Linked DNA regions of Homo sapiens: region 1 is linked to region 2. The links are chromatin loops, found by intact Hi-C in ENCODE. Cell type or tissue: endothelial cell of umbilical vein. All regions are shown on one strand. Each heading gives the region's core, and the rest is flanking DNA. Links, peaks and the distances in the headings are about the cores only. Region 1 overlaps ZNF664-RFLNA (ZNF664-RFLNA readthrough). Region 2 overlaps ZNF664-RFLNA (ZNF664-RFLNA readthrough).

Region 1 (4,392 bases), core at 184-4,183, 57 kb after region 2:
TAATGGTTGTGCTTAGTAGCCAGCTTGCAAAATTTCTGAAAATTTAACTATCAGCTCCCATGAGACAGTTCAACAAGAAATAGAGGAGAGATGATGACAGGACAGGAGTTGGTGCCAAATTAAGAGAAAAGATGCAACCAAACAAGGAAGTTCCTGTGCCACTTCCTGGACATAGTTTGTCTGGATCCAGATAAAGGAAGAAAACGAACATGTATTGAGTACCTACTATGTGCTAGTCATTGATTATAATCAATCTTGTTTAATTCCCATGGTGGCTTTGCAACGTTTCACGATTCTTTTCAGTTTATAAATGAAACAACTGGTATTTAGAAAGAAGAAGTAAATTGACAAAGGTCACACAGGTAGTAAATACTAGAGTTGGAATTCCAGTCCAAGTCCCTATGAATTAATCCAAGTCCAGAGTTAGGAGCCATCTCTTTTTTTTTTTTTTTTTGAGACGGAGTCTTGCTCTGTCGCCCAGGCTGGAGTGGCGCGATCTCGGCTCATTGCAAGCTCTGCCTCCCGGGTTCATGCCATTCTCCTGCTTCGGCCTCCTGAGTAGCTGGGACTACAGATGCCCACCAACACGCCCGGCTAATTTTTTGTATTTTTAGTAGAGACGGGGTCTCACCGTGTTAGCCAGAATGGTCTCGATCTCCTGACCTCGTGATCCGCCCGCCTCTGCCTCCTAAAGTGCTGGGATTATAGGCGTGAGCCACCGCGCCCGGCCGAGCCATCTCATTTTTATATTCTGATTGTGTAGACCATGTCTGGGACATGTTGCCCAATTCTGGACCCCTGACTTCTAGAGGCATATTATCAGAAGAGGTTTTAGCAAACATGGAACTACTAGTTGCCTACCCAACATCGTTCTTCCCTATTCTAGCTAGTGAAACTACATTTCCCAGGCTCCCTTGTGCCTAGGGGTGATCACATGGCACAGCTCTGGCCAATCAGCTGTAAGTGGAAAGCCAAAGGCGCCTTCTGAGATTGTTTTGCTTTCCTTATTTAAGCAACACTTCTTCCTTTTGTCACTGTTTTTTCTTGCTTCAAGCAGGGACATGAGGCTGGAGGTGGAACGGCCATCTTGTGACTTTGAAGGGACATTCTCAATAATAGATAGGGAGGGAGAAAGATAGAAGGGGCCTGAGATATTGATAGGATCATGAAGTAACTGCCTAAACTCATTTTATAAGAAAGAGAATCCCTTGTTAGTTCACATTCATGCCATAATGAATGAATACATGACTGAATGGATGAGAACTAATGCTTATGGAGCACTTACTATGCAGCCTATTGCAGCCTATTTCACATGCATAATGTCAGTCTGGGTTACTGAGTTTGGAGTTTATCCTGTTGCAATGGACAACAAAGTGAAGTTTTTAGCAGGAGAGTGGCAACCACTGGGCGCAAGTGTCCATCCATGCAGCCAAACTCAGTGCCAACCGAGAGGGTCTTCTTGATGAAAAGGCTGTGTCTTAAGACAAATTGTGAATGAAACTAAGAATATTTTACCTGTTTCAGAGGGTATCACAGTAGAACACTATGTGAGGGGCCAGGCATATCCTACTGACCTCAGAGGCCAGATCTGGGACCAGTGAGTAAGAATTTCAAAGAAGACAGTGAGTCTATAGAAGGAAGAAGTTGTTTCATTTAGGAAGTCAGTGAATTCCTTGTCAACAGAGATATTTACATAAGTGGATTGCCCATTTGGGAGGAATGTGGAAGCAGGTACAACCAGGAAGCAGTGTGGCCTCTGAGGCTCCCTCTTACTCTGAATTTGGTTTTATGACCCAGCTCTAATGGGCTCATCTTTCTGTATTTTGATTCTGTCAAAGCTTGAAAAGTGGCCATAGGACTCCTGGGCCCCTTTCATCTTATGTCTTATAAGATTCCAGAAAGTTGGTTGATGTGTCTTTTAAACTTGAGCTGCCACTGTCCCACCACCAGGCACACGCTCATCAATCTCTTTCTTCCGTGGTTTTATTAAAGGGTCTTTCATGTGTATTAAAAATGCAAAACATCTGCCCAATGCCAGTTTCAGAAATGCACAAATGTGAAAGGTTTGGTTTTTACAAGTTTTCTTATGACAGCTGCCACAATGTCATTAATATGTAAATTCCATTGGCTGAAAAGGTTGACTTTTGGTCATAAATCGGCTGTTTCCTCTTGATAATCCTATCTGACTCTCCAGCTGTCTAGACAATGGAAAAATTAACACCATGAAACAGAATAGTTTAAAAACCTTTGGAGCCAAATACTTAAAAAAAATCAAAATCCACGGCAAGAAATGTGAGACCAATTAGTTAATTATGCAAGGAATCCCTCTGGGGCACCGACCTTGAATAATAGTAAGACCTTATGTATGAATAGCACGATAATAGCGTGAAAAAGTACTTTCCACACTTTTTGATCCCTTGGAATGTGTGACTATTCCCGTGACCTTCCTGCGAGGTTATAAAGACCACCAAAATGTGATACCTCATCTCTCCAGCATTGCCATCACACTCTCATCTTTAATTTTTTTTTAAGAGAATTTTTTATAGGAGTCTCGCTCTGTCACCCAGGCTTGAGTAGAGTGGCACGATCTTGGCTCACTGCAACCTCCGCCTCCTGGGTTCAAGTGATTCTCATGCCTCAGCTTCCCAAGTAGCTGGGACTACAGGCGTGGGCCACCACACCCAGCTAATTTTTGTATTTTTAGTAGAGATGGAGTTTCACTATATTTTGGCCAGGCTGGCCTCGAACTCCTGACCTCAGGTGATCCACCCGCCTCGGCCTCCTAAAGCGCTGGGATTATAGTTGTTTTAGGTGTGAGCCACTGTGCCCAGCCCATCTTCAACTCATTTTTTGCCAGAAAATGCAACCCCAGTCCATTCAGTTAGGTCAGTATGTGTCCTAATTAAGGGAAAAAAAATCACACATAAATCATTTTTTTTAAGCCTTAAAATCCTTCATTGGTTTTCCATTGCTTTTGAGATCAAAACCCCTGACATTTTAACATGATTACTGTGTGATTTGGCCACAGTCTACCTCTCTCCAGTCTCATTTCTTGGCAGTTTCCCCTGAGCCTTCTCCCCTCTGTCTAAACTGACTCTTTAAAACTTTTTCCAGTGTTCGATGATTCTCCCTCCACTTGCCTGCCACCATCCATGCACCCCTTCACCTGGTTAACGCCTACTTATTCAAAAGTCACTTCCTCAGGGAAAGACTCCCCATCCCAAAGTACATCAAGCTTCTTTGTTACACATCTTGATAGAAAAATGTTCCTTTCCTCCAGAATAGAGGTAAACAAACTACATCCATTGGGCCAAATCTGGCCCTCCACCTGTTTTTGTAAATAAAGTTCTTTGTTTGTTTGTTCGTTTTTCTGAGACCGAGTCTTGCTCTATTGCCAGGCTGGAGTGTAGTGGCGTGATCTTGGCTCACTGCAACCTCCGCCTCCTGGATTCAAGCAATTCTCCTGCCTCAGCCTCCTGAGTAGCTGGGACTACAGGTGCGCACCACCACGCCTGGCTAATTTTTGTGTTTTTAGAAGAGACAGGGTTTCACCATGTTGGCCAGGATGGTCTCGATCTCTTGACCTCGTGATCCACCTGTCTCAGCCTCCCAAAGTGCTGGGATTACAGGCGTGAGCCACCGTGCCCAGCATAAATAAAGTTTTATTTGCACACTGTGATGCTCATTTTTTTTTTTTTTGTATTGCCTATGGCTGCTTCTTGCAGAGTTGAGTAGTTACAACAGACACTGTATAGCTCACACAACCTAAAATACTTTCTGTCCGGCTCTTTATAGAAAAGTTTGGCAATCTCTGTCCCAGAGCATTGGTCTTGATTTGTAATGATACACTTATCATTAGATTATTTGATTATCTGTTTCTTCTTCTAGACTCTGCGTTCCAAGCAGACAGGAGCTAGGGTCTTGTTCACCCCATGACTCCATGTTTCCAGTGCTCAGCACTTGGCAGTTGCTCAGTAAATATCATTGAATAAATGAAGAAAAAGAAGAAATAAGAGAATGAAAGAAAGAGAGGCTGGGCGCAGTGGCTTGTGCCTGTAATCCCAGCACTTTGGGAGGCTGAGGTGGGTGGATCACCTGAGGTTAGGAGATTGAGACCATCCTGGCCCACATGGTGAAACCCGTCTCTACTAAAAATACAAAAGTTAGCCAGGCGTGGTGGTGGGCACCTGTAATCCCAACTACTTGGGAGGCTGAGGCAGGAGAATCGCTTGAACCTGGGAGGTGGAGGTTGCAGTGAGCCGAGATCACACCATTGCACTCCAGCTTGGGTGACAGAGTGAGATTCCATCTCAAATTAAAAAAAAAAAAAAAAAGAAGGAAAAAGAAAAAATGGAACAAAGGTTGGGCATTACTGTGATTATCTGTGATGCT
Region 2 (4,392 bases), core at 269-4,268:
AGCAATTTGTATTCATAAACTTGGCCTTCACCTTCAACTTCTGAAGATTTTAATACAGCGCAAATGATTTGGGGTCTGTGAATTCAGTTTTATTTATTTGGCTCCTTCCTTTAAGGAGTCAGGCTAATGCAAGAAAATCCAATAATTAGATCTTTTGGATTTCAAATAACTGGAAGAGGAAGTGGTGTTTATCTAATGGTTTAGGCATAATGCGTGTTTTTTCCCGTAGGCCTGTGTGTGTATGTGTGTGTGTGTGGTTGTTCTTAACTTGAAGAATTAAACACTTGTTTTCCCCGTTAATTCTTTCCTCTGGGGCTTTTGTAGACGTTGTGGAAATGTGACCTGTAAGTCTGTGTCTGAATACATGCTGCAGATGGAAGGAAGGCTGCCTCCCATCTCTCGGGAAATGGCTTCACTCAGTTACTCTTTGGTCCAGGTGGTTGAGTTAGGTGAAGACATTAGTATTTCACTTCCTAGTAAAGTGACTGTTTAGAAAAAAACATTTAGTGAGGACTGAAAAAACTCTTGCTAAATCTGTTTGCTTCCATGAAACGACAGGTTTTGAGGGATGGGGAGGTGGCTTTAGCTTGGGCTGTGGGAGAGGTGCAGACGAAGAGTCTCCAGGACACTCACACCAAGTCATCAGGGATCTAATTTTCTGGTGATGAAGAAATCAAATTGATCCTTCGGTATGATTTTCCCCTCCCAAGAGGCATTCATATCTCCAGGGGTTGTTGGGATTTCCATAACAGGCGGGGGAAGTCGTTTTGTCTCCTGAGTCCCCAACACCCCAGATGAACGTGTCAAAGGACGGCTCCCAGCCCGGCGCTACCATGATGGATTGAGGGCCACAGATTCTGTTTTCTTTTTCTTTTTTTTTTTTTTTTTTTTTGAGACGGAGTCTCGTTCTGTCGCCCAGGCTGGAGTGCAGTGGCGCAATCTCGGCTCACTGCAAGCTCCGCCTCCCGGGTTCACGCCATTCTCCTGCCTCAGCCTCCTGAGTAGCTGGGACTATAGGCGCCCGCCACCGCACCCGGCTAATTTTTTGTATTTTTAGTAGAGACGGGGTTTCACCGTGTTAGCTAGGATGGTCTCGATCTCCTGACCTCGTGATCCACCCGCCTCGGCCTCCCAAAGTGCTGGGATTACAGGCTTGAGCCACCGCGCCCGGGATTCTGTTTTCTTTTAAGTGAAAGAAAATATCAGCCCTACCTTGTCTTTAGTGGAGGAGAAGATGAAAGGGAAAGGGCACGTGGAAACGTGTGCTGGGTGCCCCTGCGCCATCTCCCTGTGTCTGGACCCCAGACACCTCACTGCTCCGGAGGTGCTTTCAGTCCTATATATATTAACCTGAGCTTAGAAAGGAACCTTCAAGCTCCAAAATCTCCTCCCAGGTCCTGGTTAAGAGCCTTTTCACAAATTGGATTCTGCAGTCCTGCATTTTAGTTGAAAATCCCCAATGGAAGCTCTCTGAACTACAAAAGAAGAGACGAATTACCAGGATGCCCCCTCCATAAAATGAAAAAGCCCTACAAGCTGCTGATTAGTCTTTTTTCAGCTCTAAAAGTCAAGGAAGGTCTCGGCCGGGCGGGGAGCTCATTCCTATAATCCCAGCACTTTGGGAGAGGCTGAGGCAGGCTTGAGCTCAGGAGTTCAACACCAGCCTGAACTTGAACTGGCAACATGGCAAAGCCCATCTCTACAAAAAATACAAAAATTAGCCAGGCGTGGTGGTGCGTGCCTGTGGTCCCAGATACTCAGGAGGTTGAGGTGGGAGGTTGGCTTGGACTTGGGAGGTTGAGGCTGCAGTGAGCCAAGATTGCACCACTGCACTCCAGCCTGGGCAACACAGTGAGACCCTGTCTAAAAAAAAAAAAAAAAAAATCAAGGTCTTCATAACTCTAGGAGGCAGAGTGGAATTGAGTCTTTGGCTTCAAGGAGAGAGTGGAGGGAGGCAGCTTAACAGGACGAGAGTAAAGTGAACAGAAAAAGCCTCTCAGAAAAATAAAGGCAGGCGACAGCAAGGAGAGAGGAAAAACCCCCACCTCTCGCGCTGAACAGGGAAATGGGATAGAAAACGTTCCCTGTGATATGCCAACTGAGAATCAACTAGATCTGTTCCACATTTCTTTCTCCTCCTTTTCCCTTTGTACATATTTCCGTGCAGACAGCTTCAGGACGCAGTTCCGGGGAAGCTTATTTCTTCAAAACCCCCCTCTCTCTGCTAGAACAGGCCGTGATTGCTGCGTACCAGCAAGGGGGCAGTCAAGCACAACGCATGAGAAACAAAGGTCCTTCAACCTCCAAGCCCGCAGGAGAGCAGCTCCACTCACTTCCTTTGAAGTGGCCCTCTCTGTTTTTTCTAGGATCGAGAATTTTCCTGTAATACACTGGTCTATTTTTAAACCCACTTTCCATTCGCTAGAAGTAAAGAGTGGAAAAATATAATGAATTGTAGAAAGAAACGGAACATAGGTATAAATGTCAATGGTGGGATTTTATAGGCACATAGAAATCTCCCCTTTAAAAGACACTGCAATTATTTTTAGAATGAGAATTGGTCTCAGGGTGGCCTGAGAGAAGAAATGGGAAAAGAACATTTCAACTTTTACTCTACGGTTCAAACCAGTGATGGCGGTTTGCCATCCTCAATTCAGCACATAAACATGTGGGCTGCCCACCATCCGTGAGCGTGGCAGATACTATGGGAGACGCTAAGGCGACTTAGACAGGATCTCTGCCCTCAAGAGGGTTCCATCTAATTAGGAGGGGACAGACAGACTCACAAATGGCCAAAACAGAAAGTGAAGCCCATCACAGTCACCAGTAAAGTGCAGAGCAAGTGAGAAGAGGGAGGGACCTTCCTTCAGGGGACGGGATATCTCCCATTCCGTGGAGCTGGTGGCACTGGAGGCAGACCTTGAAAGATGACACTGCAGGGACGGGCCGGATGCCCACCCATCCCATTTTCTCTTCCCGGGCCTGTGTTGCAATGAGGTTAGAGTCACGTGGCTGGGCCATGCGATAGAGCCAGTCAGAAGTGGTGGAAGTGAAATATGCCACTTCCGGCCAGGCGCGGTGGCTCACACCTGTAATCCCAGCACTTTGGGAGGCTGAGGCAGGTGGATCACCTGATGTCGGGAGTTCGAAACAGCCTGATCAACATGGAGAAACCGCATCTCTACTAAAAATACGAAATTAGCCGGCCGTGGTGGCACATGCCTGTAATCCCAGCTACTCGGGAGGCTGAGGCAGGAGAATTGCTTGAACCTGGGAGGCGGAGGTTGCAGTGAGCTGAGATTGCGCCATTGCACTCCAGCCTGGGCAATAAGAGTGAAACTCTGTCTCAAAAAAAAAAAGAAAAAAGAAAAAAAGAAATATGCCACTTCCATGTCTGACTGTAACACCCCTTGTGTGGCCATCCAAGCTTTCCCTTTCTCTTCCACACAGAGCCCACATGTTTAAGATAAGTGGTAGAAGCCAGTATCCTTGAGTGCTTGTTGAAAAGAGCTGTCCAGGAGAGCTACCCAACCCACATCACACTATGATGTAAGAGAAGATAGAATTCAGCCACTGAGCTGCTGGGGTGGTTTGTTATAGCAAGTGGTGTCTCTTAGGACAGATGAATAGGTTTTGACCAGTGAAAATGTGGGACCTCTTCCCTGAGTCTCATTCTGCCGAATGTGCTGTTATTAGGACACGCACCACATTTACGGATATCGCTTGTTTGAGGCCAGCCATCCAAGCTTCACTATTTGTACCATGAAAAGGACCTCATCTATCTTGCCCTCCCTCCCATCCCTAGAACCTAGCACAGTGCATCACATACAGTCGGTGTTTAATAAATGGTTTGTTAAACAAAATGGGTAAGAGGGGGCTTTGTTTGGGGAACATCCAATAGTCTAGTTTCAGGAAAGCATAGGATATTTCTATCTAAAGGAGATGGGCATTTAGGTGGGCCTCTGTGGGGACCCTTAACAGGGTGTCAGGAGTTGGCGCTTATTTTGCGGGGCTGTATCCTGAAGCCTTCCCTCCTTTCCTATCCGCTGCAATACTTCATGGGCGTTTTCTTTTGTAAACTTCAATAACTTATTACTAGTTGCCTGTATCTCTAGTCCAACTTTCAGCCTTACTTATCCTAAAAGAACAATAGAGAGAGAGAGAGAGAGAGAGACCTGTGATCCCTGTAATATGAACCTGCTTGTTTAAAGATGTTAGAAAACCTAACTCAACTGACTTTAGGTTAAAAACCACTGGCTCATATAACTGAAAAGTCCAGGATAGTTATAACTGCTTCAAGCATGGACAGATCAGGGCTCTCAAACAGTGTTGTCAAGAATTTCTGATTTTTCTGCTTATTGGAAGTGACGGCATGCCAGTTCTAAGTTTAGG

What was found. Peaks named below come from ENCODE experiments on the same cell type or tissue, not always from the same donor. Only the 100,000 strongest peaks of a DNase experiment are listed, where the experiment ranks them.
Region 1: a loop joins it to region 2, with 4 times the contacts of the local background. A loop is called at or near these places in 1 of 110 quality-filtered maps.

The regions. Positions count from the first base shown.
Region 1 is chr12:124,108,972-124,113,363 of GRCh38, forward strand. All of the region lies in intron 2 of ZNF664-RFLNA (ZNF664-RFLNA readthrough), which reads left to right. Among named protein-coding and RNA genes, the nearest start is that of ZNF664-RFLNA, 140 kb to the left of the region's middle. RefSeq lists an enhancer at 1,432-1,933. In endothelial cell of umbilical vein, for the core only: no CTCF peak of the experiment used is centred there; DNase peaks (open chromatin) are centred at 990, 1,710, 1,880 and 2,190; H3K27ac peaks cover 2,331 bases.
Region 2 is chr12:124,051,787-124,056,178 of GRCh38, forward strand. The region is part of intron 2 of ZNF664-RFLNA (ZNF664-RFLNA readthrough); the gene reads left to right. Among named protein-coding and RNA genes, the nearest start is that of ZNF664-RFLNA, 81 kb to the left of the region's middle. In endothelial cell of umbilical vein, for the core only: a CTCF peak has its summit at 2,252; a DNase peak (open chromatin) is centred at 2,275; H3K27ac peaks cover 357 bases.